Linked DNA regions of Mus musculus: regions 2, 3, 4, 5 and 6 are each linked to region 1. The links are chromatin loops, found by intact Hi-C in ENCODE. Cell type or tissue: heart. All regions are shown on one strand.

The links. A loop is a pair of places that touch in the nucleus more often than their neighbours do. Peaks named below come from ENCODE experiments on the same cell type or tissue, not always from the same donor. Only the 100,000 strongest peaks of a DNase experiment are listed, where the experiment ranks them.
Region 2: it touches region 1 in a loop (2.4-fold over the local background); 2 of 42 quality-filtered maps call a loop at or near these places.
Region 3: a loop joins it to region 1, with 6 times the contacts of the local background. A loop is called at or near these places in 16 of 42 quality-filtered maps.
Region 4: it touches region 1 in a loop (2.6-fold over the local background); 14 of 42 quality-filtered maps call a loop at or near these places.
Region 5: it touches region 1 in a loop (3-fold over the local background); 14 of 42 quality-filtered maps call a loop at or near these places.
Region 6: a loop joins it to region 1, with 9 times the contacts of the local background. A loop is called at or near these places in 14 of 42 quality-filtered maps.

Annotation. Positions count from the first base shown.
Region 1 is chr11:75,399,564-75,404,563 of GRCm38, forward strand. It overlaps Smyd4 (SET and MYND domain containing 4), which reads left to right. Exons shown (of 11, transcript NM_001102611.1): 6 at 38-220; 7 at 719-882; 8 at 2,555-2,687; 9 at 3,546-3,662; 10 at 3,854-3,977. Among named protein-coding and RNA genes, the nearest start is that of Serpinf1, 21 kb to the right of the region's middle. In heart, a CTCF peak has its summit at 2,804 (motif pointing right); DNase peaks (open chromatin) are centred at 2,878 and 4,288; H3K27ac peaks cover 1,488 bases.
Region 2 is chr11:75,484,298-75,489,297 of GRCm38, forward strand. It overlaps Prpf8 (pre-mRNA processing factor 8), which reads left to right and starts at 2,480. Exons shown (of 42, transcript NM_138659.2): 1 at 2,480-2,894; 2 at 3,328-3,496. The coding sequence starts at 2,795. In heart, no CTCF peak of the experiment used is centred here; a DNase peak (open chromatin) is centred at 2,444; H3K4me3 peaks cover 2,060 bases; H3K27ac peaks cover 1,759 bases; H3K27me3 peaks cover 346 bases.
Region 3 is chr11:75,507,937-75,512,936 of GRCm38, forward strand. Prpf8 (pre-mRNA processing factor 8) reads left to right here. Exons shown (of 42, transcript NM_138659.2): 39 at 338-478; 40 at 585-724; 41 at 831-1,033; 42 at 1,199-1,511. The coding sequence ends at 1,353. Rilp (Rab interacting lysosomal protein) reads left to right here and starts at 2,158. Exons shown (of 8, transcript NM_001029938.2): 1 at 2,158-2,436; 2 at 2,508-2,601; 3 at 2,696-2,802; 4 at 2,886-3,071; 5 at 3,353-3,498; 6 at 3,844-3,966; 7 at 4,415-4,498; 8 at 4,763-5,000. The coding sequence starts at 2,212. The coding sequence ends at 4,907. In heart, CTCF peaks have their summits at 2,303 and 2,918 (motif pointing left); DNase peaks (open chromatin) are centred at 1,175, 2,055, 2,865, 3,515 and 2 weaker places; H3K4me3 peaks cover 1,804 bases; H3K27ac peaks cover 1,825 bases.
Region 4 is chr11:75,189,992-75,194,991 of GRCm38, forward strand. Dph1 (diphthamide biosynthesis 1) reads right to left here and starts at 492. Exons shown (of 13, transcript NM_144491.2): 1 at 408-492. The coding sequence starts at 468. Rtn4rl1 (reticulon 4 receptor-like 1) reads left to right here and starts at 4,002. Exons shown (of 2, transcript NM_177708.5): 1 at 4,002-4,303. The coding sequence starts at 4,291. In heart, CTCF peaks have their summits at 657, 2,966 (motif pointing right) and 3,900; DNase peaks (open chromatin) are centred at 600, 3,030, 3,900, 4,460 and 2 weaker places; H3K4me3 peaks cover 3,215 bases; H3K27ac peaks cover 3,889 bases; H3K27me3 peaks cover 2,484 bases.
Region 5 is chr11:75,456,099-75,461,098 of GRCm38, forward strand. No RefSeq gene overlaps it. Among named protein-coding and RNA genes, the nearest start is that of Mir22hg, 2.9 kb to the right of the region's middle. In heart, a CTCF peak has its summit at 2,276 (motif pointing left); DNase peaks (open chromatin) are centred at 2,793, 3,563, 4,083, 4,453 and 1 weaker place; H3K4me3 peaks cover 1,442 bases; H3K27ac peaks cover 2,368 bases.
Region 6 is chr11:75,571,440-75,576,439 of GRCm38, forward strand. It overlaps Slc43a2 (solute carrier family 43, member 2), which reads left to right. Exons shown (of 14, transcript NM_001199283.1): 13 at 318-441; 14 at 876-5,000. The coding sequence ends at 1,037. Among named protein-coding and RNA genes, the nearest start is that of Pitpna, 14 kb to the right of the region's middle. In heart, no CTCF peak of the experiment used is centred here; DNase peaks (open chromatin) are centred at 1,082, 2,102 and 4,522; H3K4me3 peaks cover 1,024 bases; H3K27ac peaks cover 1,609 bases; H3K27me3 peaks cover 2,900 bases.

The sequences.
Region 1 (5,000 bases):
TCCTGACGCACATTTCCTTCTGTTCTTGCACTTCCAGGGTCTAACGAGAGCATCATTACCAACAGCAGGCAGATACGCCTTGCCACAGGCATCTTCCCTGTTGTCAGCCTCCTGAACCACTCCTGCAGGCCCAACACCAGTGTGTCCTTCACTGGCACTGTCGCCACCGTCCGGGCAGCACAGAGGATCGCAAAAGGACAGGAGATTCTGCACTGCTATGGTGAGCCAGCCTTTCTTTCCACTACCCTGCTGTGCCTCACACCTCACATGAAAAGGATAAGGGGACAGGAATCAGCAGATATGGGCCCAGTGCCTCTACTCATCCTCTGAGTCTTTCCTGGAAAGGGCAATGCATCCTTGGGCCAATAAAAAAGGTCTTCTGGCTGTAATAAAAAAGCCCGTTGAGGGCAGTGAGCCATATCCCTCCATGCCTTGTAGACAGCCTATCCTGAAAATGAGCGAGGAGCACTTTCTTGGCTTCTTTCTTCCTGCCCCAGCAGCTTGGAAACGTATCCACTTTCACCCGTGTTTTGTTGTTTTTTCTGAGATGATAGGGCAGAGTACCCAACCTCATATAGGCTAGGCTAGTGTCTATCACTGAGCCAGGACCCCAACCCAGCACCACCATGCCAGTCACGTGATGACTAGGCCAGCCCCTCGGTAGAGTAGGCATTGACTCTCTTGGTGTGACTAGGAACTGTGGGTAATCTCTCTCCAGGGCCTCACGAGAGCCGGATGGGCGTTGCTGAGAGGCAGCAGAGGCTGAGTTCTCAGTACTTCTTTGACTGCCGCTGTGGGGCCTGTCACGCTGAGACACTGAGAGCAGCTGCAGCTCCCAGATGGGAAGCCTTCTGTTGTAAGACTTGCAGAGCGCTCATGCAGGTAAATCTCTGCTGTTCCCAGGGGCAGGGCTCCAGCTAAAGGTTGTCAGTCGCCAGGAGAACCATTCCTGCTTCCCTTCTTGTAACTCCTCCCTACATGTCGCCCGGTCCTGCAGAAAACACAGGTTGTATTTCCTAATATTTTCCCTATAAGTGACACAAAATCTTAAATTACACAAAGGGACCAAAAAAAAAAAAAAAAAAAAAGCCCTAGAAATTTACTTGCTCAAATAAGTCATCAAAAGTTGTGCATCAGGCCTAGCACTTGGGTACTGGTAACCCTAGCACTCAGGAGGCTGAGGAAGAAGGATCTCAAGTCGGAGGCCAGTCTCAAGTGACACCCCATCTAAGAGATCACCATTCCAAGGAGCTATTTCAGAGATGGTTTAATCTGGGGACCCAGATTGTGGATTTTCTGTCTGTTCAATTCCATCTCTCTGTGCTGGCCTCATCAGACACACTCTGTAGTAACTGTGGGAAAATCCGACCCACATAGTTTTCCCTCAGCCTTTGACCCAGAGGGAAGAGCCACAGTGGAGAGCATGAGAGCAGACCCTTGGGTGCTACTGCCAGGTAATGGTGTAGACACTGGAGTCTTCAACATTCATGCCCCAATGCAAAATGGTCTCCACACCAGAGCATGGCATTCTCATTAGAAATAAGTAAATGGAATTGGCTGTGTTGAAAATTGTAAAGCCAAGGGTCAAGAATGAAGCCTTCCCCAGCATGTTTTGTTTTGTTTTGTGTTTTAGGCAGCGTCTCTCTGTGTAGCCTTGGCTCCTGCCCTCTGCTACCTCTCCCAGGTGTGCCACCATGCTGGGCCTAAGCGCCCTGTGCATTAGTGCTCCCTCGATCCTGCTCACTCTTGAGACAGTCTTCCTTCTACTCTGTATCCCCAGATAACCTAGAGTTCACTTCAGAGCCCAGGCTGGCCTCAAACTTGAGATCCTCGTGTCCCAGCTTCTCAAATGCAGTGATATTTACAGGCCTATACCTGGCTTTCCCTGATAGATTCCTAGTAAGATGATTATCCTTTGAGCCATATCTCTCTTCTGCTTCTTCCTCTCTTCCTGCAGGGTTGATCTAGAATTTATTCTAAAGCTGACTGGCCTCAGAATTGCCATCCTACTGCCTTTAGTTTCCAAGTGCCACTTTACTGCAATGTGTCACCACATCCAGAGTTCTGTGTTTGTTTATTTGTCTGTTTTTGAGACAGGGTTTCTCTGTGTAGCCCTGGCTGTCCTGGAACTCACTCTGTAGACCAGGCTACCCTCAAATTCACTGAGATCTGCCTGCCTCTGCCTCCAGAGTGCTGCTGTACACTACCACCACCCATCCAGCTTTCTATATTGGTTTTCCTATGGCGTTTTAAAATAGCCATTATACGTGTGTTTATCATCTAAAGTCCTGGTCCCAAAAGGAGATGAGAGGGGCTGCTAAGGTGAAAAGGATTACAAACGCTTATCAATTCTGTTCAAAAATTAAACCTCAGAGTGGGATTAGCTGCTTCTTTCATTAGAATTGCTATCAGAATTCACTCAGGCCTTGTTTGCGTGTGTTATTGAAGAAGTCTCTTCCTCATCAGGTCAGTGACTCCTTAGCTCAAGTACATGCAATATGCAGTATTGATAACTGTTCTCGCTTAGGAATAAAAATAGAACTGACTTCCACAGGGAAATGATGTGCTGAGCTGTAGCAACGAATCTTGCACAAACTCTGTCAGCAGGGACCAGCTAGTCTCTCGCCTGCAGGACCTTCAGCAACAGGTCTGCATGGCCCAGAAGCTTCTCCGAACCGGTAAACCAGGTGAGATTGGCTCCCTCGCCCTAGGCCTCAGCCCTTCCCTTGTTTATTTTGGTATCACCTTGCCTTACTGAGCAGTCCTCAATAAATGACTGAGGACTTGAATTTAATTATCCCAGCACCAGCCACAAGATGGCTATGTAGGCCAGTGAGACCAGACTGTGACCAGCTGTTACTCTGGTGCCCTTGAAAGTCTTCCTGATGGTTTAAGCTGTGTCTGCTGCGCCAGATAGTTCTAGCAGCTCGAGCACCAGAAAGGCTGTCTGACTTCCATGGGCTTTGTGTGGCTCCAGAGGTCCAATGCCATCATCTGATTCCCAGCTTAAGGACCTAAGCTCCGAGAAGGTTGCTCTGCCCTCAGCAGCAGCAGCAAGTCCTGAGTGCTGCCTGGGCTCGTGGTGTGACTCAGGAGTAGAGCTCGGTAGCTAGCCTGAGCTGAGAGCTGAGAGAAAGAAAGGACTCCTCTCTTTTCAGAAAGGGATTTGCAGAACTCGATGTTAGACCCTGACATGGTAGGAATCTGTTTTGACTATTCTAGCCTAGATTCTGAAGTTGACCTTTAGCCTAGAGTCAAGAAAACTAATGATTACAGGAGGAATGTAGAGTTGGTTGTTAAATGTTGGTTGGAAAATGGATGTTAGAAGCCCAGGGTAAATGTGAGGAAGCCTCATCTAACACCTCTTTTACTGAAAGAGAAAACATAAGCAACCAACAGCTTCCCTGGAATGCCCGGCTGTTGACTCCGTGAGATAAAGAGGCATTTTCACTTTGACCTAACCGATAGAGACCTTGCAACGTGGTCTCTCGTGTCCAGGACTAGATCTGTATCTGTTGTGAGGCATTTTTCCTTTGAATCCATAGAGCAAGCCATTCAGCAGTTGTTGCGGTGCCGGGAGGCTGCTGAGAGCTTCTTGTCAGCAGAGCACACCGTACTGGGGGAAATTGAAGATGGCCTGGCCCAGGCCCATGCTACCTTAGGTATGCTACCTTAGGTATAGCCGGAGTTCTCCTTCCCTGCCGTGTGTTCAGTGCGGCCCTTGCCTTGTCTGTTTGGTTCTCTCTTGCCATCTGAATTGACGCTCTTCTCCCTCCCATTCTGCATTCCTTGCCCCCAGAGCCTTAGGCTAATGGTGTTTCTTTTCCGGAATGAGACATTTCTCTTCTCACAGGGAACTGGCTAAAGTCTGCTGCCCATGTACAGAAGAGTCTCCAGGTGGTTGAAACTCGCCATGGGCCATCCAGTGTTGAAATTGGCCATGAGCTCTTCAAACTGGCCCAAGTCCTATTCAATGGGTAGGCCTTTCTTTTTCCTAGTGTTTGGCCAGGGCACACAGTGCTCTGTGTTTTCCTAGGTGCTTCTGTGTATGGCTTTTTGCTACAGTGCTTTAAAGCATGTTGAAACTCTTTTATTTCCTCTTTAGGACAGATATTTGCCCTCTGCTTCACTGATAGACTTTAAGCTTTGAATTCCTTCCTGAGGATGTGGAGAAAGCCATTAGGTCTGCATGGAGCTTCCCAGGGAGGATTTGGAGGCAGCCTCACCCGCCTCTAGCATTCCTGTCTGCTTAATCACACCTCCCTTGGCTGCCTCAGTCCCTGCTCTCTCAACTCCAGGGCTCGGCCCTTTCCCTGGTTTGCCTCTTATTCCTTTTAAAGCAGTGGTTTTCAACTAGAAGGGATTGCAAATGGCATTTGGCAGTGTTTAGAGACAGTTTTGATTGTTATGGCTGCCAGCATCTAGTAAAGGCTAAACCTACAGTGCACAGGACCGCCTCCACAGTGGAGAGACCCAAGTTAGCTATGTGAAGGCTGAGAATCCCTGCTTTGGAGATTAAAAAAGGAAGCTGAGGGAACCACTCAGTTGGAAGCACCCTTGGTGGCATGCACAAGGCCCTGGTTCTGTCCCTAGCTCTGCACAAAAAATAGAATACAAGGAAGAGTAACCCTAATGAGCTGGTCCCTCACCCAGTGTGCCACTGAGGTCACTTGAAGGGAAGTCTAGCCCCAATTTAGTATTTTTTGTGGCTGCCATACCTCCAGCCTTGATCAAATCTCATGGTATACATTGGTAAGAAAAAGGGTTTGAAACATAGACCTGATACTCGGACATGGAAACAGTATGTTTGGTCAGAGAGAGCGAAGGACCTGATAGACGAGGGCAATATCAGAGAGAGGGCATCAGTCGGGTTAGACACGAGCATTCCACAGTGAGCAGCTCTGGATAAGCTTTTATAAATGCTGGTTAAGGTTTTGAATTTGCCCAATTTTGTCAGGATCCCAGAGTCTATCACAAACATACACAGTTTTCTCAAATCT
Region 2 (5,000 bases), 85 kb after region 1:
TCAGCGGTTAAGAACACTGACTGCTCTTCCAGAGGTCCTGAGTTCAGTTCCCAGTAACCACATGGTGGTTCACAGACATCTGTAATGGGATCTGATGCCCTCTTCTGATGTGTGTCTGGAAACAGCTACAGTGAAAGTCATTGCAAGGACTTTACAATAGTGACCATGATAACATTGAAGCTAGACTTGCTACTACTGCTGAGTGTGTCTGCTGGCTCTTTCTAAGGAGTAATGTTAGCTTTTTGTCCTAAATTTGTTTCCTTCCTTTCCTCTCTCCCTCTGCTGTTTTTTCTTACCCCTCTTTTACTTTGCTTTCCCCTCTCATCTCCTCTCTTAACAGAGTTGTCCTATGCAGCCCAAATGCCATCTTCCTGCCTCAGCCTCCCCAGTGTTGAAAAATACTCTTTCCACAGGTTATGTTAGGAGACTGGAGTCTGCTCAGTCGGGGAGGGAGCCTGGGTCAAGTTCTGAGCTCAATTCCTTTTCTTTCTTTCTTTCTCTCTTTCTTTCTTTCTTTCTCTCTTTCTTTCTTTCTTTCTTTCTTTCTTTCTTTCTTTCTTTCTTTCTTTCTTTTAAGACAGGGTTTCTTTGTATACCCTGGCTGTCCTGGAACTCACTTTGTAGCTGGCCTGGAATTCAGAAATCTGCCTGCCTCTGCCTCCCAAGTGCTGGGATTAAAGGTGTGCACCACCACTGCCCAGCCCTGGGCTCAATTCTTAACATTGTGGAGAGAAAAGTATTGTAGCTGTTCTGGCCACCTGGAATTACTTTGTTTCTGATCTTTTGCTGCAGTCAAATCCTTCTCATCCATCTTTCCTCGTCAGGCTATAATATAGACTCTCCTTGCAATACTTGGAAATGCTCTACAGTCAGCTACATCCTCAGTCCTGCTCCTATATTTTTTCCTAAGCTTCCTTCTAAGGTCTTTATTGGTTTATGATTTACACAGAACATTTTTTTTTCTTGTCTATAGCATGCGTTAGAGTGATCGTTGCCAGATAGAGGAAAGAGAAATGAGAGAAGAAGGTCGTTACCAGTGAAATTCCCCAGAGACATTTCTAAGTTTTCTAGGTTATCTCCTTTCCATCTCCCAAAGAAGCACGATTATTTGTTTTGATACAGTCTCTCTCTAGATCCTTGGCTGTGCTGTACTGGAACTTGCTATGTAGATTTGGCTGGCCTTGAAAACACAGAGATCACCTGCCTCTGCCTCTCAAGTTCTGGGATTACCATCATGGCTGGCAGGGTTTTTATTTTTATTCTTCAGTTAATTTTGTTGCTTGAAGCTCCAGGCATTAAATCTAGTACGTTACTTCTAATAATCAAGCATTAAGCTCAAAATCTGGCGCCCTGAAGTCAGATTACCATGCTATGCTTGCCAGTGCTCATCATGCTGTGTTACAAGAATCTTTAGGCGTTGGGAGAGACAGCTTAGGGGTTAAAAAGATTTACTGCTTTTGCAGGGGACCCAGGTTCCCAGCACCCAAGTGGTAGATCATACCTATCTCCATTCCAGGGGAGCTAATGTCTTCTTTTAATCTCCCTGGGTACCAGGCATGTCCGTGGTGGGCAGACATACATGAAGGCAAAACATTAATGATTCTTTGTTTTGTTTTGTTTTGTTTTGTTTTTGAGGTTTGGTAAACACTATATAGCCGAGGAAGAATTTGAATGTCTTTTTGAAAAAAAAATATTTTATGTATATGGGTTGTTTGGGTTGCATGTATGTATGTGCACCATGTGTGTTCTGTATCTACAGAGGGCAGAAGAGGGTTTTCAGATCCCCCTAGAATCAGAGTTTCGGACAGTCGTGAGGCACCATGTGCTGGGGATCACACCAGGTTCTCTAGAAGAACAGCTAAAGCTCTTAATCGTTTAGTCCTCTTTCCAGGACCAGACTTTGAATTTATGACTATTCTGCCTTTAACCTCCCGCCCCTCCACCCCCACCCCCCACCCCCCACCAGTGCTGAGATCCTACAGGTCTATGCATTGCCAGAAATGGAATGAACCAAGGGCCTCCTGTACAAACTGAAGTACATTCCCATCCCAGATCATCATACATTTTTGCCAGCCTTCCTTCTGCCTTGGATGGTCCAAGAGTTATTTGACTCTTTGGTACATAGTTACCACTATTAACAGTAATGTAATGAAGGAATAGAAGAACAAAGGATTCATTGAGTAGGAGTTAGTACTACATATCAGCTCTGAATTCATGAGAATAAATATAGGGGAAATGTGCAACGTACGCAAACTTATTAAAATTGTATGGCTTTGGCTTTTGAGGAACAATATCAATAGCCAATTAAATGTCAGATCTATTAGAGAGGGCTCCTAAACTGACTGGCAGAAGGCGGGGCGTGAGCCTACCCTGACCACACCCCTCGCCCTGAAATCCGCTTTTAGACCCGCCTCTCCGGCTCGGGCTGCAACGTCAATTGGAGATGTCGCTAATCCATCAGAGCATCTCGGCGTCTATTGGATGAGCTTCTGAGCCTGGTTGCGCACTTCCTGGAGTTGGGAACGCGGAGCGGACGTCGTCTTTCCGCCATTGCTCTGCGAGCCTAGCCGCTACCTGAGTGAGGGGCGACAGGTGGGTGGTGGGCGTCTGAGGCTGAGCGCAAGGTAATCGAGTGGGCCGAGCGGCCCGAGGAGCTGCGCCAGGCCCGGGTCCCGAGCGCTCAGCCCGGCTAGAGTGCAGGCCAGGGGGCTCCGGACGTGTTCCATCTGCCCCTTGTGGGCCCGGGCCTAGCTCATTAGTTTTGGCCTGCCTCTCTATCCCAGATTCTCCCGGCATGGCCGGAGTGTTTCCTTACCGAGGGCCGGGTAACCCGGTGCCCGGCCCTCTAGCCCCGCTGCCGGATTATATGTCAGAGGAGAAGCTGCAGGAGAAAGGTGAGAGGCGAACGGGAACGGCGTGCGCGGGCTCGAACGTGTAGGCGGGTTTCATTTCTTCCCTCCATAGGCAGGTCATCAGGGGTGTGCTTATTAGCAGTATTTACATTTTTAAAAATTGAGTCCAATCATTGAAAGTTTGGAAGTGCCTGTTATTTTGCAGGAGCTTATTGTGTACGTGTGTGTGTGTAAAATGCATCAATGACGATAAAACCTGTTTCCTTATAGGGTTTGCATTACTATGTAGGAATTAGACAACAACCCTCCCCAAAACATCTATAGCAAAAATATCAGGTGGTTTGGGGTAGTAAAATGGCAGGATACTTGGCAGTGAGTATTTCTCTTCACAGCATGCCGAGGGTTGCCCCAGGGCAAGAGTTAGGGATAATTAGGGTAAATGTGTGCAGCCCTTTAAGCTGAGGTGCTTTTCTAGCTCGAAAATGGCAGCAGTTGCAGGCCAAGCGATATGCAGAGAAGCGGAAATTTGGGTTTGTGGATGCTCAGAAGGAAGACATGCCACCAGAACATGTCAGGAAGATCATTCGAGACCATGGAGACATGACCAACAGGAAGTTCCGTCATGACAAAAGGGTCTATTTGGGGTGAGTAACATCCCAGGATAATATCATATGGAGTTTGACTTCTTTCCTTCCTCTGCCCCTTCATTGACAGTGCTGGATAGAGGGACTAGCATTTGGAATGTGACTTTTTAACTGAGACAGTTTCCCTGTGTGGGCATTTTTGCCCTGGATTTAGCTCTGTAGACCGGGCTGCCCTTTAACCGATAGGGATCCCCATGCCTCTGCCTCCAAAGAGCTGGGATTGAAGGCAGATGTCACCGTGTCCAGCATGGAACATGGCTCTAGGCTGTACATAGGATGACTGTAGGAGTAAGGCTAGGACCACTGGGATTCTGTGATAGTTTCCAGATCGTCTACCTATGCCATTGATTGTTTTGCTTTGCCCTGCTGGTGTTGTTGTAAAATGTCTGGTATTGTGGAACTGTTTGAAGCTCAAATTAAGACACTAGGCATTCTGGATGCCTCTTTGGTCACTATCATTCAGAGGTTTAGGATAGTTCATTCCTGGGGTCGCTCTTTTACTGTTAATTCTTCCACCTCAAGCTGCAGAGATTCTTAACATTCCATTTGGATACAAAAATTTGGCCTGTTAATTAATTGATGTGGGGGAAGCCTTGGAAGTTTTTTTGTTTTGTTTTGTTTTTGTTTTTTTTCCTTTTTAAAGATTTATTTAATTCATTTATATGAGTGTACTGTAGATGTCTTCAGACACACCAGAAGAGGGCATCAGATCCCATCACAAATGGTTGTAAGCCACCATGTGGGTGCTGGGAATTGAACTCAGGACCTTTGGAAGAGCAATCAGTGCTCTTAACTGCTGAGCCATCTTTCTAGCCCCACCTTGAGAGTTTTATTGCAAAAAATAATTTCTTAGCCAAAAAATAATTTCTTAGCCAGGCAGTGGTGGTGCACGCCTTGAATCCCAGCACTCGAGAGGCAGAAGCAGGCTGATTTCAGAGTTCAAGGCCAGCCTGGTCTACCGAGTGAGTTCCAAGACAGCCAGAGCTATATAGAGAAACTCTGTCTTGAAAAAACCATTAATAGAAATAACAATACATGATGTGAATAAAAGTACGACGGCAAAAAAAAAAAAAAAAGAAATAACAATAACAACAACTTCTTGCCGGGCAAGGTAATAGCATACGCCTGTAACCCCAGCACTTGGGAGTCTGATTACTTTGAGTTTGAGGATGGCCTGGTTTACAGAGTGAGTTCTATAACTGATAAGGCTGGACAGAGAAACTCTGTCCTAAAAAATAAAACATCAACAACAAAAATAACTTAAGCAGCCGTGGTAGTGTTTGCATGTAATCTCTGCCCTTAGCTGCAGAGGCAGGAGAATCATGGGCTTGAGGCCAGTTTGAACTACCTGGTGAGATGCTCCATCAAAAACAGCAAAGCCACGTGTGGTGGCACAGGCATTTAGTCTCTGTGCATGGGAGACAGAGATAGGTGAGACTTCTGTTCTATACAGTGAGTTTCAGGCCAGCCAGGGCTATACGGTGGGACCCTGTCTCAAACAAAC
Region 3 (5,000 bases), 110 kb after region 1:
TCGCTTTGTAGACCAGGCGGGTCTCGAACTCAGAAATCCACCTGCCTCTGCCTCCCAAGTGCTGGGATTAAAGGTGTGTGACACCACGCCCGGCTAAAAATATTTTTGTATGTAGGAGTTTTTTCTGTACACCATATTCAGGCAGTACCTGTAGAGAGCAAAAGAAGGTCCTAAAACTGGAGTTGCAGACAGTTGTAGGCCACCATGTGGCAGGTCCTCTGGAAGAGCAACCAGTACTCTTAACCAGTGAGCCATCTCTCCAGCCCCAACAATAAAATTTTAAAAACTTCTGGCATTCTGGGTTGGTACTAAGAATACCTTCTGATCTCATCTCTAGATTGCAGGATACCTGTATGGGGTGAGCCCTCCAGATAACCCTCAGGTGAAGGAGATCCGTTGTATTGTGATGGTGCCGCAGTGGGGCACGCACCAGACTGTGCACCTGCCCAGCCAGCTGCCCCAGCATGAGTACCTCAAGGTTAGTGGTGGTGGAGCCTGGGAGTGCACTCACTGTCGTGCTACCCTAATGGGGGACATTTGTCTGCAGATGGGTTGAACATCTCTTTATTGCTGTTTGCCTACAGGAGATGGAACCCTTAGGTTGGATCCACACTCAGCCCAATGAATCCCCCCAGCTATCACCCCAAGATGTCACCACTCATGCCAAAATCATGGCTGACAACCCATCTTGGGATGGGGAGAAGACTATTATCATCACGTGCAGGTTGGTGTGGGCCTCTTGGGTGGAAATATTATAGAGCAGGCATTGCAGGCCAGGACCTGGATTGGTGGCTTGAGCGCTTACCCTGTCCCTGTCCCCCCCACCCCAGCTTCACACCAGGCTCCTGCACACTGACAGCCTACAAGCTGACACCCAGTGGGTATGAGTGGGGCCGGCAGAACACAGACAAAGGCAACAACCCCAAAGGCTACCTACCCTCGCACTACGAGAGGGTTCAGATGCTCCTGTCTGACCGATTCCTCGGCTTCTTCATGGTCCCCGCCCAGTCCTCCTGGAACTACAACTTTATGGGTACGTGGTTGTGTGTGCCTAGGAAGTGTGGGGTAGAGACAGGTGACCAGCATGCTTGGTCATCTTGTCATCTTGAGGTCTGGCTGCCTTGGAAACGGTCCAGGGGCCCAGGCTGGGTGAGGCAGGCAGAACCTTATTAACTTCTGATGTTTCCCCTCCCATTAGGTGTTCGACATGATCCCAACATGAAATACGAGCTGCAGCTGGCAAACCCCAAGGAATTCTACCATGAGGTCCACAGGCCCTCCCACTTCCTCAACTTCGCCCTTCTGCAGGAGGGTGAGGTCTACTCTGCAGACAGAGAGGACCTCTATGCCTAGTTACTTCCTTCTGCTTCAGATCCCCAAAGCCTGGAGCCTCTTGAACGCCCTCCCCAGACAAGCTGCTGACATTCAGCAGTCAGCCCCTTTGCGTTCTGTGCTTGTGTTGTTGATAGATTGTAATCCTGAACAAAATGTAATAAATTTTATAAATAGTGCTTTTGTTTTCTTGCTGTTATGAGGTCAAATTCTGGGCATAGGCGTTTGAGGATTGGGGACTAGCTTGGGCAGTTGACAGCAAGGTACTGGGCCCTGCCTTCAGAGCCTTGAGGCCTTCTCCGCTGGAGGCTTAGAGGCTCCCTAGACTCAGGGAGCTGAGTTGGGGCTGGCTTATTACTTTGAGCATATTTGCTGGTTTCTCTGTAAAAGTACTTGGAGTCTACCTATTTTCAACATCACTTCTTGGACTGTGTGGTCCTCCTATAGCTGTAGTGCCCGGTCTCGTTCATTTTTGTAAACTGTGTGGTTCCTAGTGGGGGAACATACTTAAGTGACTGTCCCTGCAGTCCAGTAGAGGCTGTTTGCTGACCTTCAGTCTTTCACCTCTTGGCAGCCAAGTCCAGGGGTGGAGCCCGGGTCAGGCGCTATGGGGAGGGCTTGCCTGAAGTGACCACTTACAGCTCTAGTCCTCAACTCTTGGATACCTGCCTGGAAGTTGGCCGACCTGTATCCAGTGACCTTGTAGGGCACAGGGAGCCCAGAGCACTCTCCCACTCCAGGGCCTTTTTCCCTATTTGTTCCTCCCGGGTTGCTTCTACCCCGCCCCTTATGGCCCTAAACTTCCTGGGCCGGAACTGTTAAGCTTTTTCCTGCACCAGTTAAGGGTGTGGGTGGCTTTTGACCTTAAGAGAGGAAAAAATGGAGCCCAGGAGGGCAGCGCCCAGGCTACCCAGTCAGGCCTCTTCTTCAGTGGGCGCAGGGTCAGCCGCCGAGCTCGTGTACCATCTAGCGGGGGCTCTGGGCACTGAGCTACAGGGGCTGGCACGCCGCTTCGGACCCGACGCGGCGGCTGGGCTGGTGCCACTAGTCGTGCGGGCGCTGGAGCTCTTGGAAAAGGCCGCCGTGGGGCCGGCTCCGGACTCGGTGAGTCACCGGCTCCTCCTTTTACCCCTGAGAGCCGGCAGGCCTAACCCTGAGACCCCTGGCTCCCCCAGCTGCAGGTGTCCGCACAGCAGGCAGAAGTGGAGCTGCGGCGGCTGCGCGAGGAGAACCAACGCCTCCGCCAGGAGCTAGGCTCCGGGCCGCAGGGTGAGTGAGGGTCCCACCGGAGCAGAGCGAGCTGGGGGCAGCCGGGGCCTGCGTACCCCAGAGATCGGTAGTGCTAAAGACACCCCTTCCTCAGAGGAGCGCGCGCTGCTCCGACAGCTCAAGGAGGTGACAGACAGACAGCGGGATGAGCTTCGGGCACACAACCGAGATCTGCAGCGCCGAAGCCAAGAGACCGAAGCGGTGAGGGCGGGGCCAGGCGGAGTGGGGTGGGGCCGCTACGGCCCTCGGAGCCCCGCCCCTAGCTCTCTCGCTCCACCCCCTAGCTGCAGGAACAGCTACAGCGCCTCCTGCTGATCAACTCTGAGCTGCGGCACAAGCTGGCTGCAGTGCAGACCCAGTTGAGGGCCGCCCAGGACCGGGAGAGGGAGCGCCAGATAGCTCAGGATGGCTCCAGCCAGCTGGCTAAAGAACAGAGCTTGGAACCTGATGCGGCAACCTCAGATGACCCGGTAAGAGACGGAGCGAAGTCAAAATACATCCCAGAGCTCACAGCATTCAGCAGTTGATGACCCAGCCTGGGTTTACCTGGCATGGATGTACCATGCAGTATAGAAGGTACCCAGGAAGTTGGAAGGTAGCAACAGCAGTTGTGTGCTATGTACACCTATGTAGCAGCAACTTTGTCCTCTAAGTTTTCCCAGCAGACACTTCCCATAATATTATTGTGAGCGCTGGGACTTAGGGAAGAGCTAAGACAGACTGCTCTCTGACCATTCCTGACCTTGTACAGGTGGATACTCAGAAGCAGCCAGGGAACCTTCCAGAAGCTGTCCAGTGTGGATTCAGCAGGGAAGAGCTTAAGCAAATCCTTCAGGAGCGGAATGAGCTCAAAGCCAACGTGTTCTTGCTCAAGGAGGAGTTGGCGTACTTCCAGCGGTGAGGGACTGGAAGCCAGGATGCCTGTTCCTGGTCACCCCACCTTATTTTTTGGATCGTTTATAGATCAGCAGTGACAATTGCCAGGGTCCTGCTCAGGCACTGGGAAGAAGTAACTTCCACAGTCCTTGCCCTTCTGGAACCTCACTCAAACAGGGCAGCACCAGGGGTCACCAAACTGAAGCAGCAAGCCTTATCCTTAGGAGGGGCCATCTAAGCTCATTTCAGAGGTGTTGGCGGTATAGAGCTTTCACGGGTTTCCAGGGGAAACAGTGAGCAGAGCTCAGGTACTTGATTGACACCTCCTGTTGGCCTTCCCACTTTCTTCCCTTCCTGCTTCTCTAGAGAGCTGCTCACAGATCACCGTGTTCCTGGGCTTCTGCTTGAAGCCATGAAGGTGGCAGTCAAGAAACAGAGGAGGAAGATCAAGGCCAAGATGTTAGGGACACCTGAAGAAGCAGAGAGCAGGTAAGATCCTGCCTCTGTGCTCACCAAACGAACCCCTTGGCCTGCTGCAGTTCTGCTGTGCCCAGTGATACAACTTAGCTGTGCCTGGCACCTCACTCAGCCTGCTCTCCAGCTGCCGTCCTTTCCTCTGGAATCCACTGCTCCCGCTTGCCCCGGCTGCTATGCCTCCTGCTGAAGAAACTGTCCATGCTACTTCTCCAGACTCATGTTTCCTTCCTTGGCTGGATCTCTTTACTAAAGGAAGCTATGCAGTCTTGTGAGGGGCTGTTGTCTGCCTGGTTATAAAGAGTCCCTGATCCCCTCACTGTCCCCTCTCCAGCCCTGAGGCCTCTGTAGTCACTCCATCCTCCCCTGATGTTCCTGAAAGTCCTTCAGGAGGTTCCACACAAGCTGGACTCATAGTATCCCTTAGGCCCTGATATACAGCCCTTTCATTTCTTTATCCTAGTGAGGATGAGGATGGCTCGTGGCTCCTGCTCTCCAACGACAAGGAAGATGTTCCCCTAGTTCCTGAGTCCAGAATCCAGAATTTGTATGTTGGAGGAGGGGAGGGAGGAAGGTGAAGGAGGGGCCTGCCTGGATCTTCTCCACTCTTTCTTTCCACTCCACTGCCTTTCACGCTGTTCTAAGATCTGTCTTCCCACCTGCTTCTCTGTCCTCTGTGCCTTCATTTCCCTGTGACCTATGCTGTCCTCTTTCCTCCAGAACCCCCTTTTCACCTTTCTGGACCCTCGGCCTGCATCCTTGACATCTCTGCCTCCCCGGCTCAATGCACCTCTCTTGGCTTCCCTTCCAGCTTTGGCTTATGGTATCGGGGTGAAACTGAGGCCCCTGAAGCCGAGACCAGCAACCCAGCTTCCAGCAGCCTACAGAAAGGAGAAGAGACCCCACAGCAACCCCACCTGCAGCCTGTGAACAGCCCTCCAGCCCCCAACTCCTGACTAGTCCCCTGCTTTCAATGAACATCTTGGTCTGAGGGCTTCAGCTATGCAGGAGGCTTAACTCTGGATTCCAGCTAACTGTGTGTGGATGTG
Region 4 (5,000 bases), 210 kb before region 1:
GTAATACTCTAGTCCCTACACCTAGCACAAGGCTGGCAATTACTGGGCGCCGGCTAATGCCTGGTAAAGACACCAAACTCCTCTTCGCATAAATAAAAGTATATCCTCCGAGTCCACCTTAAAAGGAAGCGCACCGTGGTCCCTTCCCTCCCGTCGGATCTGTCCTGTACCTTCACTTTTCCGGGTCTGTCTGCTAGCTGGGATAGGGCGTAGTTTCGCCTTGTGGAAAATAAACTCCCAGGAGGGGCAGTCCCAGGGTCCCTGGGTCTGGTGATGAGAGCTCAGAAGTTTTAACAGCATGACACTCTCCGGTCTCAAGGGGAAAGGTGTCACCTCCCGCCCTGTCCCTGACCTGGGGGTCCCACCAGAGATGCGAGGTCTGAAGGTCACAGCGTTGCTGCACCCACCTCTGCCAGGGCCGACTCGGCTTCCTGGCTCCGCAGTCTCGGACACAACCAGCGCCGCCATCACCCAAGAGCCCACGTGGGAAACAAAAAGACAGCGCTGGAAGAGCGCGGAGAGTGCAGGTAACACAATCGACCGCCGAGCCGCCGAGCCGAGGGCGGAGATTCTAGCAGGGCGGTGACTAAAAGGAGAAGAGGGCGGTGCTGCAATGGGCACCGGTTGGTACAAAAGGTCTGGACTCTCAAGCCTCTCAGCGTCTCCTAGTGGTCCCCCTTGCTCTCACGCTCTTCTCTAACCTAGTTCAAAGCTGTTACTCCCGGATGAGTGTGCCTAAAGGTGTTCTGCGACCTACCAGGCCTTCCTGTTGCACCCCGTTTCTTTCCTTGTAAAGTGTAGTCTGTCAGCTCACATGGGCACATTCTCTACCTCAGAGACCTCTGCTGTCCCAGCAAGATGGGGCCTTAACGCCTACCAGCCCAGCTACCAAGCTGAGAGCTTAGTGTGAATTTCTATGTACCCAGAGTGTAAAGGGTCGACATGGAGGATGCCGGTACTCAAGGGAAAAGCTGGAAACTGAAAAGGCTTTCTTGGAAGGATAGGGCAGCCTAAGGCCTCAATTCCCTAAACCTCCTGGGTCTTGCCCTCTCTAGTCTGTCCTTCAGGCTATAGCCTTTTTCCTGATCAGTGGACAGCACTCCTGGGACCCCCAAAGAGAAGGCAGAGCAGTCAACAAGACAGCCTTGACCTTTGGCAGAACAAAGCACCTGCGGGCTTACCCTCAGCCTTCTGCAGCATGGTCACCAGCACTCTGAACCCCCACTCCCATCCTCCTCTTTCTGCAGTGGTGAGCACAGCTGTCCCTTTAAGACAGCTCTGTGGCCTCAGGCTCCCCTGGAGGCCCTCCCTGCTTGGAAACCCCTAATTAAGGTGCTGAGAGATGTAAAAACAAGCAGCCAGGTACCTGCCTTGCCTGGGAGGCTGCTCAGAGGAGAGAGGAAGGCAGACTGGGAGTGAGCAGCCAAGGGAAGCGATGGAAAGGGTCGATGCCCCTTCAGTCTCTGCAACTCTTAAGACAGATATAGCTTGACCCAGAGTGTGCTCATCAAGGAACAATGGTTCACCTTAATAAGAGTCCAGCCTGGGCTTCCTGTGTCTCCCAGCCTCTCTAGACATCCCTACCCCTCAGTGCATTCTGGAGCCCACTCTGCCACCTCAGCATACCAAAGCCTAGTCTGTCCGTGGGCACCTTCTGTTCTAGCTTTCACTTCAAGTTCTATAGTGGAAAGATTGGTGCCAATGGCCCAATGGCTTCTCCCCAGCAGCCCTCTCATCTCCTGGGGCCTTTACCTGATCAGAGGTATGCACCACCGTCTCCCAACATTGCTGTATAGCTTCTGTCACATGTGAGCAGCCCTGCCCCCACTTAGGAAACCAGATGATACAGGATAAAGGCTGCAGTGCAAAACCATCGTGACTGTGTCCCTAAGACCTTGCCGAGCAGGACAGTGGTAACTGTCAATCAGCTTGGGCTGAGGACACTTCCATCTGTCCAGTGAGGGTCCCCCTTCCTGAGTTACTCAGCAGTCTGAGTAATTACTGCCTGATGAGAAGGCAGGCTCAATGCAACCCCCTCCCCCATTACACCACAACACCCACCAACAGCCACCCCCATTCCCTGGCTGGACTCCAAGTCAACATCCAGCCCTCCTAAATCCCAAAATAACTGCTTCTCACACTCACACCGCCCAAGTCTGCCCAATACATTGGAGTCGATGGGGCAAGGGGTTCATGGGGAGGCGGCACGGGAAGGTGGGAAAGTGAATAGCAAAGCCCTCATCCTGGCCCACAGTTTAGTACTGATTACTGGATGCTGCTGAGCAAGTCAGCTAGCCTCTCTGGGCCTTAGTTTTGTGTCTCCACAGCTCTGTTCTAAGAGTTTAGTTTGCCAGGGCTCAGGTGGTGCAGGTTCCTGCAGCTGGCAGGAACTAAGGAATACCTCACTTTGTGTTCCCAACCCTAGAAGGACCAAGCTGAAGAATGTTCTAAACAAGGTTACTTCAAACATTTGTGCAGTCTTTCCTTTCCAGGTGTCCTCTCTGCTCCACCTGTTGAACCCAGACTTTCTGAGGGAGAATCAGGTCTGATTCTCCCTCACACTCAGCTCAAACCAGGGGCCGGGACCTTAGGGTTCTGAGTATCTGTATTCGTGCCAGTGATAATGGCCTTGCTTCTGACTTCTGATCACCCCTCCAAGTTTACTCCACAGAGAACTTAGATCTCTGGTTAGATGGCAGCTGTCACATTAGCTCCACTTCCACCCCATCCCCCACTCGCATCCCGGATCAGCTCCAGAGCAACACCCTCTTTGTCTTTCTTCCAGACACTTCCATCATCTGAACTTTTCTCTTTTTGTCCTATTAGAGTATAAACTCAAGGAGGACAGGGACCTTCTCTTTTTCACTGGCTGAATTTCCACATAGTGTAATACATAAAACTCTAATATGTTCAACGAGTGACCTGGCCCAGTCTTTTTCCTCTTAGGGAGTCCTTCTTATCCCGGGCCAGTAGGGGGTGCCGGCCTCCACCTAGGATCTCTGCTGGCTTGAACCTTCTCCACACTTGGCCCAAAGGGCCCTTGCAGGACCGACCGGCTTTTCAGGCGGTACCTCCTCCCTGTTTGGAGAATCCTCTCATGGGTGGGGTCTGTGTAGGACTAAAGGGGACCGGGGAGGCCTTCCAGCCAGAGATAGCCCACCTGAACTCCCATAGTTCTTTATACGATTTTCAACTGGACATCCCCAAATGCTAGCTGTCCCGCACATCTCCCCCCAAAGAACAGTGTCTTGGAACTCTGGATGGGCGGGCGGGGTGGGGGGAAGGCTATGTCGCCGGAGCAGTTCTGGGCAGGGAAGAGCCGTCGAGCCTCACAGGAAGGAAGGGACGCGGGTCAGAGAGGAGACGGGGCAAGGGTGTTGGACTTGTCATCGGGGCTCAGGGCCGGTACACTGTTCCAGCCGCTTCTCTTGATGACCTCCAGCAGCGAAGGGCAAACAGGCGGGGGCTGGGCTGCGGGTGCGTGCTCGGAGAAGCCTGCGGGGCCGGGGAGGGCGATTACAGTGGCCGGACGACCCGCGGATGACTGGGGCAGGTACTTGGACGGACGCGGGCCGAGGATCATCCCCGGGGGCAGGTGCAGCGAAAACACCTTGGAAGGCGGCGCCGCACGGCTGAGCGCCGCTGCCCTGGGAATAGGACGGCGCTCCGCACCGCGAGCTGAGAGCACTTTCATAAATTTTGTATGGGAGGCGCTCCGTGAGCGGGGGCGGGGAACGGAGCGGGAGGGAGGGAGCTGAAGAGCGAGGGAGGGAGGGAGGAGGAAGAGAGGTGGGGGAAGCCGGGGGGAGGAAGGGAGGCGCCCCGCTCGGCGGATCGCTCGGTCCTGCAAACGCGCGCCGGGCGCTTTCCCGGAGCTAGGCTGTGCGTACGAGCGCCCTTTTGCAGCAGCCGCTGCCCGAGGGGGCGGGGAAGAGGGGACATCGGCTGGCCGGCTAGGGGGCGGCGTCCCCCCTCAAAACCGCCTGCAAAGTGTTTGGGGCGGCAGAATCAGGCCGCCGGCTCGGCGGAGCAAGCCACTCGCCCGGGGCTGAGCGAGCGCACCGCGTTGGTTGGCAGCGCCGCGGTTGCTAGCAGGCGCCGGTGCCCTGAGCACCGGGTTTGGGCTCACCATGCCCCTGCGGGACCGGGCCGCCGGGCACAAGCGGATTCCCGGCTTGCCCCCGCCTCGACGCGCTCGGATTAGCTGCAGCTGGCGCCCAGGGATTTGAATCTGGACCCCAGGAGGGAGCGCGCCTAGGCCGACCTCGGAGCGGCGGCCCCGCGGCCAACATGCTTCGCAAAGGTGAGTTGGAACCTCAGGGGCAAGTTGGAGTTGCATGGAACCGGGCCGAGCAACAAGCCCCGGGAGCCGTCGAACGCCAGGGAAATGGGTCCCGGAAGCAGCCCCCTGCTAGATGGCTGGCTTTTGTCACAGGCACCCGCCGTGCGCCTGCTGCTGGAGCTGAGCTCCCGTTGGTGGCCTGTTGAGAGACATGGGGTTTGTTCATGGGGTTTGTTCATGGATCGAGTGGCCAGGCCTCAGGGATCTGTCTTGAGGGTTCAGAGACCAGAGTGAGAAACCTTTGATAAAAAGGGAGCTGTCCTCCTGGGACCTTTGCCTCTCCATTATAAAGTTTTGCACTTGCAGGCTCCATCCCCTGCGCAGGCACCCGCCCCTGCTTCTGCTGCTTCAGCACTGAGTACAACCCGCGCTTGGGTGCAGGCAGCGGTCAGTCACCGCGCGGCCCCGGCGTTCACCACCGTTCCTAACTCCGGAGGCGCGCCGGAACGCAGGCATCTTCCCAGCATCCTACCCTTATCCCCGGGGACCAGCCCTGAGCATTTAGCGACCGAGGGTGGGGAGTGTCAAGTGCCAGAAGTCCGGTTCCTTAAACTTTCCTAATGCCTGGATCAGAGGGACGCAACCGCCAAGGCCATGTTGGCAGTGTGCGCGGCCAGAGCCAGGTTCAACTTAACGGGCGCTGGCTCGGTGACCACCT
Region 5 (5,000 bases), 57 kb after region 1:
CAGATCAGGCAGAGTATCATTGCAAGTTCAAAGCCAGTGTAGTTAAGGTAACGCCACCCAGGGCTACACAAAACCTAACTCAAAAGAGAAAGGGGTTGGGGGATGGAGAGATGGCTCAGCGGTTAAGAGCACTGACTGTTCTTCTGAAGGTCCTGAGTTCAAATCCCAGCAACCACATGATGGCTCACAACCATCCATAATGAGATCTGACAGACACCCTCTTCTGGTGTGTTTGAAGACAGCTACAGTGTACTTAGATATAATAATAAATAAATAATTTTTTAAAAGAGAAAGGGAGAGAAAAAAGAAAGGAAGGAGAAAAGAAAGACTACCCAGAGATACGACAACAATGGTTTAGATATGACAGATTGCATCTGTTTCTTCTTCAAGGACTGTTGGAGGCCCAGATGTACTCGATCACATGACCTTACATGTGGTAACTTCCCCACTTATGGAGTGTTTACCAGGAGCCAGCCACCTGCCAAGAGCTTTACATATCTTGTTTCATTTCATTCTGTGTCTCAATCCCCCCCCCCCCGGCTTGTTTGTTTGTTCACTTGCTGTTCTCACTGTGTGAGACAGTGCACTTGTGTGGGTGTGTGGGTGGCTGCAAGCATGCATCGGTACACGTGGCACTCAGAGGACATCTTCGGCAAGTTCTTTCCTTAAAGCATGTGACCAGGGAATCAGATTCAGGCTTGGGCAGCAAGCTCTTTTACCTGGTGGACTATTTCACCAACTCGAGTTCAGGGAATCTTTGGAGGTTAGTATTGCAAGCATGTGCCATCATATCCAGCTTGACACTGTGGATTTACAAAGCTATTGCTAAAGCTGTCATGGTGGCTCAAGCCTGTAACCCCAGCAGGAGGCAGAAGCAAGTTCAAGGCCAGCCTGATTTACACATTTCCAGTTCTAGGACAGCCAAGACTACATCATACCATGTCACAAAACGTCAAAGCAAAACAGTTAGGGGCTCTTTTCACACCTATTTAGAATGAGGAAGCTAACCAACCACCTTTGGTAAACTTGTTAAAGATCTCATAAGAAACTTGAATGCCATACAGCAGTGGAACATGCCTTTAGCCCAACACTCTGGAGGCAAAGGCACACAGATCTCTGGGCTTCAAGGTCAGCCTGGTGTACAGAGCTAGTTCCAGGACAGCCAAGGCTACACAGAGAAACTTGTCTCAGAAAAACAAAGAAGATGGAGGAGGAACGTGAGGAGGAGGAGGAGGAGGAGGAGGAGGAGGAGGAGGAGGAGGAGGAGAAGAAGAAGAAGAAGAAGAAGAAGAAGAAGAAGAAGACAACAACGACGACAACACCGCCGCCGCTGCCTCCACTGCCATCCACCTGAGACAGGACTCAAATCCAGACCAATTTTTAAAACCAGTGTTTCAAGCCGGTACACTGAAGTAGTAGTCCCACTTGGGATTATAGCTCCTTACTTTGTTTTGCTTTGACGTTTTGTGACATGGTGTGATGTAGTCTTGGCTGTCCTAGAACTCAATGTGTAAATTAGGCTGGCCTTGAACTTGCTTCTGCCTCCTGCTGGGATGATAGACTGATGGTGTAAAACTCCACTTAGGAGGCAGAGGTGGGAGGATCAGAAATTCAAAGTCATCCTTGGCTATGTTGTGAGTTTGAGGACCAACCTTGGCTACATGATATCCTATCTCAAAAAGAAATAAATGTATTGCCGGGCATGGTGGCACACGCCTTTAATCCCAGCACTTGGGAGGCAGAGGCAGGCAGATTTTCTGAGTTCGAAGCCAGCCTGGTCTACAGAGTGAGTTCCAGGACAGCCAGGGCTACACAGAGAAACCCTGTCTCCAAAAACAAAAAACAAACAAAAAAGTGAACCCCAACAGTACTGCCGGACAGTCTGGTGTCTTTCCTAAGTCTCCTTTCAACTCTGTTTACCCAGGTGTACCCACAAGGTGTGTGAGCAGCTCTATACCCAGAGGTGATACGGTTGTTTGAATGAGAGAAAAGTTTCCCATCAGCTCGGGTGTGTGAATACTCGGTCCCCAGTTGGCAGTATTGGCTGGAGAGGTGATGGGGAGGTGTAGCCTTCCGGTGGAGATGGGCTTTGGGAGTTTAAAGCTTCCTCCACGAAGACCACTGGGCTGATCTTGTTACCAACAGAATTGGATTGGCCTGCTCTTGGCTCCGGCCTCAGTTTATCTAAAATTTACATGTTACCTGATCAAAAACTGTTTCCTCCCCCACCCCTCTCCCTGTCTGTATTCCCTGCCCTCTAGTGGTGCTGGCTGTATACTACACTGGTGATCTTGACTGTATTTCAGTTTACCTCTTGTTCTCTCTCTGCTGACTCTAGAGATGTCCTTTCATGGCTGGGACCTGGCTCAGAAATTTCTAAGGCACTGAGCCTTCCTCCATCTGAACTTTAGGAAACTTCTTGGCTTAAAGGTGTATTTCTGACTTAGTATGCAATGAGACCTTGGAGCCTGCACTTTGTTAAGCACCCTGGGTGGTGGTGGTGGTGGTGGTGGTGGTGGTGGCAGTAGTAGAACTCTGATGAACAGTTAGTTATTCAAGGCCCATCTAGAAAAAGAAAGGCTTTGGGTGCACATGGCTATAACTCAGTGGCGAGAGACGTGCTTCCCATGAATAATAATGATGACGATGAAAATAATTCTCTGTGACTGTTCTCCCCACTTCCCTCTCTCTCACCCTAGCTCTTATCTACCGAATCCCTGCACAAGCACCCATGGGGTTTACAGAATCTGGGGCGGAACGTTAGTCACTTCCCTTCGCCTACTTCAGTATTGTGTTTCCAGAAGTACCCATTTTGGCTAGTCACTGAGGAAAACGGCAGCTGCCTGTGGGCCACCAGCCCATGCCAAGTGAGGTCAGCAAGAAAGAAGCTGACAGCAAATGTGCCAACTGTGGGTCTGCTGGATTTCTACTGTGCTAAGTGGTTTCAAGAAGTTTCTTCTTAACCCCCTACAAGAAACCACAAATTTTATTATCTACACTGTTTTGTAGATGAAGAAAACACCATTCCGAAGCTCACTGCCAGTCAGCACTGGAACTGGAATTTGTTTGGCTAATTCAGTGGTTCTCAACCAGGGTGGATTTGGACTCCCCAGGGGATATTTGGGGACACTTCTGGTCGTCATAATTGGGATCATGTGCTACTGGCACCTAGGGTAGAGGCCAGGGTGGTACTGACCTTCCTACTATGAACAGGGCAGCCATGTACATAAATTCTCTCGATCAAAACATCAACAGTGCTAAGGTTGAGAAATCTCAGGCTGAAACCCTGTCATTTGGCCTTGAGGTGGGTGGGAGGAGGTTAGAGAGTGGAATAAAATCAGAAGGGCCACCACAGAGGCCTCGAGTGAGGAGGGAACAGGGCTCCTATGCTAGGGATAATGGAGAATAGGGCAGCTTGTTGAAACTTTTCTTTCTTCCAAGCTTGGCTAGAGCCCTGCTCAATTTCCCCCAACTCTGCCAAGTCAGTCCCGGGACTTCGCACTAAGTTTGTCCTGGAGTGACCCTGACTCCAGCTTGGAGCTGGGGCAACACATTTACCTGGGTCTTCCCAGGAGTGGGTTAAAAGTCAAAGATAAGTGGCATCTGAGAAGTTAAAAGTGGGGTGAGTGGGTAAAGGCAGGAGGACCCCATCAATCAGCTGACCTAGGAAGGAAGAGAGCAACTGAAGCAGCAAAGAGCTGGTCCAGGAGACTGGATTCTGACCCACTAGGCTTATCTTCCACAGCCTTTCTTGTTTAGGCTTGGGCTCAGTTTCCCTGCATCATCCGCAGGAGCCCCTGGAGCACCCACATTCAGCCGGCCGCCAGGACAGGCTCCCCAGCAGTGGCCTCCCCACTAACTGACAGTGGTGACAGGAAATATCTCCCATTCCAATCTCCTCAGAAGTCTGAATAAGTAAGGGACAGATGTTGGGGAGAGGCGTCACTCTTGGGTTGATGAAGAAAAGATCATGAGAAGCATACATTTTACCCGCTATGGTTGGGGTTCCATTACCACCCATGGCGGGGTTGAGGGGGAAGGGCAGAAAAAAGGAGATGGAGAAGGACAGACACGTAAGAAGGAGGATGTGGTTAGGGCTGATTCGTCCCCTGGGGTCGAACAATCAGCTGTTACTGGGGCGGAAGGCAGGAAGTCTCCTTAAAGACACAATATTCTGAACGTTGAACTCAGGATTTGAAGCAAGCCCAGCAGTCACCTTAGTGGAGCCCATACTTAATTTAACACAGAAGCGGCTATCTCAGGCTTCCCTCTCATTTCTTTGTCTCAGATGCTCTCACTTAGAAAGCTTAGATGCTCTTAGAAATGACTCAAAAGTCAAGAACCCCAGGCCACAAGTTTCTCTTTGGGGGTGGGGAGGGAGTGAAGAGGTGGTCCCAGTCTTGTCCCTTTAAATAAGCAATTCAGCAGCTTTTGCCAAGTCATTGGGTTCATTTCGGTTTTTGCCCATCCCCCGCCTTTCAGACTCTGATTGGCCCCTAGGGAAGGAGCCGCCTCTTCATTGGTCTCCACCTTTGAAATCACTTCCCTAAGTAGGCCTGAGTCAGAGAAGCGTTTCGGAGGGCGGGACTGAATGGGTGTTAATCTTAGAACCGGGTTTCTGGTTGATACTACTTTGGTAAAGATCTTCCCCTAATTTTTAAAAAGACGCTTCCTCTCTAAAAGTGAGGGCGAATCCTTTGTTAAGAACGTGCCCCTTGAGAAGCCGTGGGCTCTTCAGCGACTAAGACGAGACATTCACTAGAAAAGATTTCACTAAACCCACGAGGGATAGACTAGACCTCCAGTGAAGATTGGGCCTGTGCGGGTGACATTTGTCCCTATACCCCGAAGACCTCGAGCTAGCTCTCCAGTGAAGACTGGGGCCGTGCGAGTGACAGTGGTCCCTATACCCCGAAAAAAAAAAAGTCCTATTTGTGGAAAAAAAAAAAGACTTCGGGTGTTCTGCTGCATCGGTGGCTGGCTTCCATCTTTAGTTCTAC
Region 6 (5,000 bases), 170 kb after region 1:
GATTGTGCAACGCTCCTGGAGGGGGGGGGGGGGGGGAGACAGCAGAGCCAGGGTCAGCCTCCAACCCAAGCCACAGACTCTGCTGGCACCATGCTTTCCACCCTGCGCAGCCCCACACCCACAGGCTAAGGGCACATCTGAGTAAAGGAGAGGCTTGCTCCAGAGTCTGGAGCCTGAGGGGCCTGAGGCTGATACCGCCTCTCCCTGCAGGCACCAGTGGTGCAGCCCTGGTTACCAGTATACCTAAGCCAGGCCAGTGAGGGACTGGGGAAGCCTGTCACCCGTGCTGGCTGTGATGGGTCTCATTGCCCCAACAGGTACCCCTCCACACAGTTTGGTAGCCTCACTGGACTGCAGTCCCTGGTCAGTGCGCTCTTTGCTCTCCTGCAGCAGCCGCTGTATCTGGCCATGATGGGTCCTCTGGGAGGAGACCCTCTGTGGGTAAGAAGGGTCAGGGTGTCTCTCCATTCTGCTCCTGGGAAGGGGGCCCAAGGACAACAGGTAGTGTGGGAACGTTGGACAGTACCCAGTCAGGGGTCCCTGGTGGATGGTGACCGGGAAGGAGGAGAAAACTGGCCTCTCTGGATCCGATTCTGGGGTGAATTCCAGGCTTTCCATCCAAAGCATTCTCATCCAGGTGTCATGAGTTGTCCCAATCCCAGCCCATTCCCTGGAGGCCGCTGAGGAGCATTGGGGAAATGAGATGCTGGAATGTGGGTTGACAGCTGGGACCCCTTGAACCTCCTCTTTAGTTTTGAGTCTTTTCTGTGTGACGCCTTCCCTTCCCCAGACCTGCGTGTGCGGGTGGGCGGGCGGGAGGGTGCTGCCTTGCGTGCATGCAGCTCCCTCTCACAGCCAACTCCCCACCATCCCAGGTGAACGTGGGTCTGCTCGCCATGAGCATGCTGGGCTTCTGCCTGCCCCTTTACCTCATCTGCTACCGGCGCCAGCTGGAGAGGCAGCTGCAGCAGAAGAGGGAAGACAGCAAGCTGTTCCTTAAGATCAATGGCTCATCCAACCGGGAGGCTTTCGTGTAGTGCCCACCCACCGCCTCAGTTGTGGCCTCCTGCCTGTGCTTCAGTGACTGACTGCAGTCATCTCCCCACCCCAGAGGACCTCATGCTCTCCCTGGATCCTGCCCTTCACCACACTGGAGCCCATACTTCCTCAGAACCACCTGGCCCTGCCGTGGAGTGCTGGTGTGGAGGGACAGGAGAGGGCCTGGGACAAGTGAACCTCCCACTGCCAGAAGCTGGGCTGCCCTGGCCTAGCTGTCACCCCAGGGGCTCTGAAGTCTCCCGATCTCCATGGGGCTTGTACCTGGAGCCAAGGGGACCTTTTCAGCGAGCATTTCTTTCTTTTTATTTTTTCTTTCTCTTTCTCACTGATCGGATTCTGCCTCTTGCCAAAGCAGAGGGGCCTGCCATCCTCCAGCACACTACCTGTCCCTGAGCTGCACGCCCACCAACCACGCCCACCTGAGGACAAAGGCTTGCGCTGTCTGCACTCCCCTTGCTTGGCCCCTTACCTCCCCTGGCCAGTCTGGCTGCCTGAGGAAGGAAGGACCCGCTTCCTGTTGTTGGTGCTAACCCCTTTGTCATCCCAACACCCCCCTGCCCGTGGCTAGTCTCTGGCCCCTCTTTTCCTTGAAAGCCTGAGAAGAAGCCCCCCCTGTCTCAGGCTGGGGAAGGAGTGGAGGGCAGACTATTTACACAAAGCCTCAAGAGCCCTGGGCCAGGCTTCTTCCTCCGGAGCCAGAGCAGTGTCTCTCTGCTGGCACGCTTTGTTCCAGTCTGCAACCTGAAGGGAACTAAGGGGACACCACAAGGGCACCCTCCCATCCACCCACAGCTGTTTTTCTGGGGTGGAAATAAGGCTGTGACTAGACATGAGGAGCCAAGCCTAAATAGGGAAGAGGATTAGTGAGTAACCCGAGGGGTGTGTGTTTATGTGGTACGTGTGTGTGCATGTGTGTATATGGTAGGAGGCTAGCCCCAGGGGCTGCTTTTATCAGAGTGGACCAGACCAGAAGCCAGCCAGCCCTACAGCAGGCTCAAAATAGGAGTCAGCCTTGCTTTATGATGGGGACCTGTGTGTATCGGTGTGATCACAGTGCCCCCTGCTGGCAGACTCACATCAGGGGACTGGAACGGTTCATGTAGTAGAAGCCTAGCCGGCCTGCCTGGCTCACTAACCCACCTTGCCTTGACAACCCCTAGAAACCCTGCCTGAGACCTCTTGGGGTGCCAAGAGGGGTACATTGGTTTTTAAGTTTATGGTTTTCTCTTGTTTTATCATGATTCTTTTTATGAAGCAATAAATCCATTTCCCTGTTGGTAATGGATGCCCCTCCTCACGTATCAGCTAATTACTGTATGTGCCTATTTTATATTTGAGAGGAGAGACAGGGCAAAAGGGTCTGCCAGGAAGAAAAGAAAAAAGAAGCCAGACATAGTGGCACACATTTTAATCCCAGCATGGGAACCTGAAGCAGGCAGAGTTTGAGGCCAGTCTAGTCTACATGGAGAATTCTAGGGCTACATAGTCAAAATCTGTAGATGTTCTGCTAGTGACAAACCCAGCTACACCTGGGTGACATGTCCAGGAAGGGGCATGGGCAAAGGAAAGCCCTGTCTACCCTGTCCAGGGAAATGGGGCTGTGGAGAGGTGTGGGCTGCCCTCACTGCTGTCTGTTGCGACTAGACAGACCAATCCAGAGAGAGCCTTCATCTCCACTGTTGGCTGTTACCGTGTAAGCCCAAGGGTTGTTATATGGTGACTCCAGGAAAGTCCTAGGCTAACTAGCACCCAGGCTAACTGAGATGCCCTCAGTCTCAGTGCAGGCCCTGTTGTGAGAGTGGACTGCCAGGTCTTGACTCCAGTCTGTTCAAACAGTAATCACATAACCCCAACAGTGAGCTAGTGGAAGCCCTTTGAGGCTTCTCATGGCTCAGTGGTAGAGCTCACTCTTAACATGGCTAAGACCCTAGGTTCTGTTTCCCAAGAGAGCTATTGTGTATTTTCCAAACCATCTCTCAGAACACTTGTCTGTGAAAAGGTCTAGTGGGGTACGCTGAGTTAAAGTCAGACCTGCCACTTCACAGCAGGGATCCACAGCCCTTTCCCCATGTTCCTGAGCATTGGAGCTGGGGGTAGCACCAGGTGTAGTGTCAGGAGGACCTCTTTGAGTTCAAGCCCAGCCTCCTGTACATTTCGAGTTCCAGGCTAGCCGGGACTATTCAATGAGACCCTGTCCAAAAAAAAATCCAAAAACCTGTTTGCAAGGATGTGGAGAAAAATTGGAAGTTTTAGGCATTGCTGTCTGAGTGGTGGAGCTGAGAGCTGTGGAAACATGGCACAGTCCCGTAATGCCAGCACCAAAAGGCAAAGGGTGACATCTTTCAGCATGAGCTGCAACCCTGCTCACACACAAGGTTGTGACATGCTGAGTGGTGACAAATCATAGCCATGTGCGACATGGTGGCTACTTGGCTGAAATGTGGATTGGCTCCAGGCCTGGGTGTGGATGTAGCTCAGTTGGTAGCATGTTTGCCTAGCTTACCCAAAGCCCTGGGTTTGAATAAACCTGGCATGGTAGTGCAGCACTTGGAAGGTGGTGACATCAGGATCAAAAGTCCCTCTTGGTCAGATAGTGAGTTTGATGCCAACCTGGAATCCAAGAACTCTCATCTTCGGAAAAAAGAATGACAAAATCAGATGGCAGACCACTGGTCTCACCTATGTCTCGATTTGATTCTGGTGCTGCCCAGAGGTTAAGATGCCCCTGTGAGGAAGAGAAGAGGTTGAGGGAATGTCCCTTCCTGCTAGGGATATAGCCTGCAGACACAACCTGTGCAGTTCCCAGCAACACTGAGGGGCCCACACTTTTGATCGTGATGCTGTAAGGGTATATATCCTAGGATTGAGACACTAGAAAACTAAATGTGGGATGGAAAAGAGCCAACGGTACTGGAAGATGAGAGACGTCCACTGGTAGCAGAGAACAGGTGTGGCAAGCCAGATGAGCTCTCCCTAATCAAGGGCCATCCTGCGCTGACTTGGCAGACATGTCAGTGTCTTTGAATCACGGTGACAGCCTAGAGTGGTATAGATGCTTGGAGAAGCAACCCCAGAGGACTCTCCTGTGGGTCTCAAGTCACTAACACAGCCGAGGCTGTCTCAGCTAGAACCCCCCCCCCCCCCATTGGAAGCAAAGAGCCCAAAGGGTGCAAGCTCAGAATGGTTTCCATATCTTGGAGCCAATGCTTTCTCAGGTTTGAGGCAAGCTATTTGCACAAGAGTCACGTGAGCTCTGGAGGCTGATGGGTCCTTGCAGGAATAATTTCCCTGATCTCTTCAACCTCAAGAAGAGTTACCCCAAGATAGGCACAGAAGCACAGGCTAGACACAGGCTAGAGGCACCGATGGAAGGAACAGGAAGCGATGCCAGCCTTGTGGTTTTACCCGTCAAGGACAGTCTCACCAGAAGCCCCTCCTTTGTGGTCTTGGCGTTCATCAAGGATGGATTCCCCTGGGACTCTACCCTTACGACTCTGCCGGGACCTATTCACAGCTGGCTCCAACCTTCATTAAAGCCAAGGTACAGGCCCTCGGGACCACCTCCTGTGCTCTGTCCCCTACACCCACATCCAGAAGTTCTGATCAAAACTTGTACATAGCCAGCCAGTGGTGCTGGTGCACACCTTTAACCCCAGCTCTCCCCTGCTCAAAGCTCAGCGCTTGTCTCCACAGAGCCCAGCCACAGGGGCTGTTATAGCCTCAACACTGTTCCCTAGGAAGGGCAGTAAGGTAGTTGTGGGTTTTATGGCAGTGACAGTGCCTTATCTGTGAAGCTACTAGGCACAACCTAAAATTGAGTAATATACATATATATATATATATATATATATATATATATAGAGAGAGAGAGAGAGAGAGAGAGAGAGAGAGAGTGTATTGACTCAGCTGTGTGGAAAGAGCACCCAAGGGTTACAGGAGGG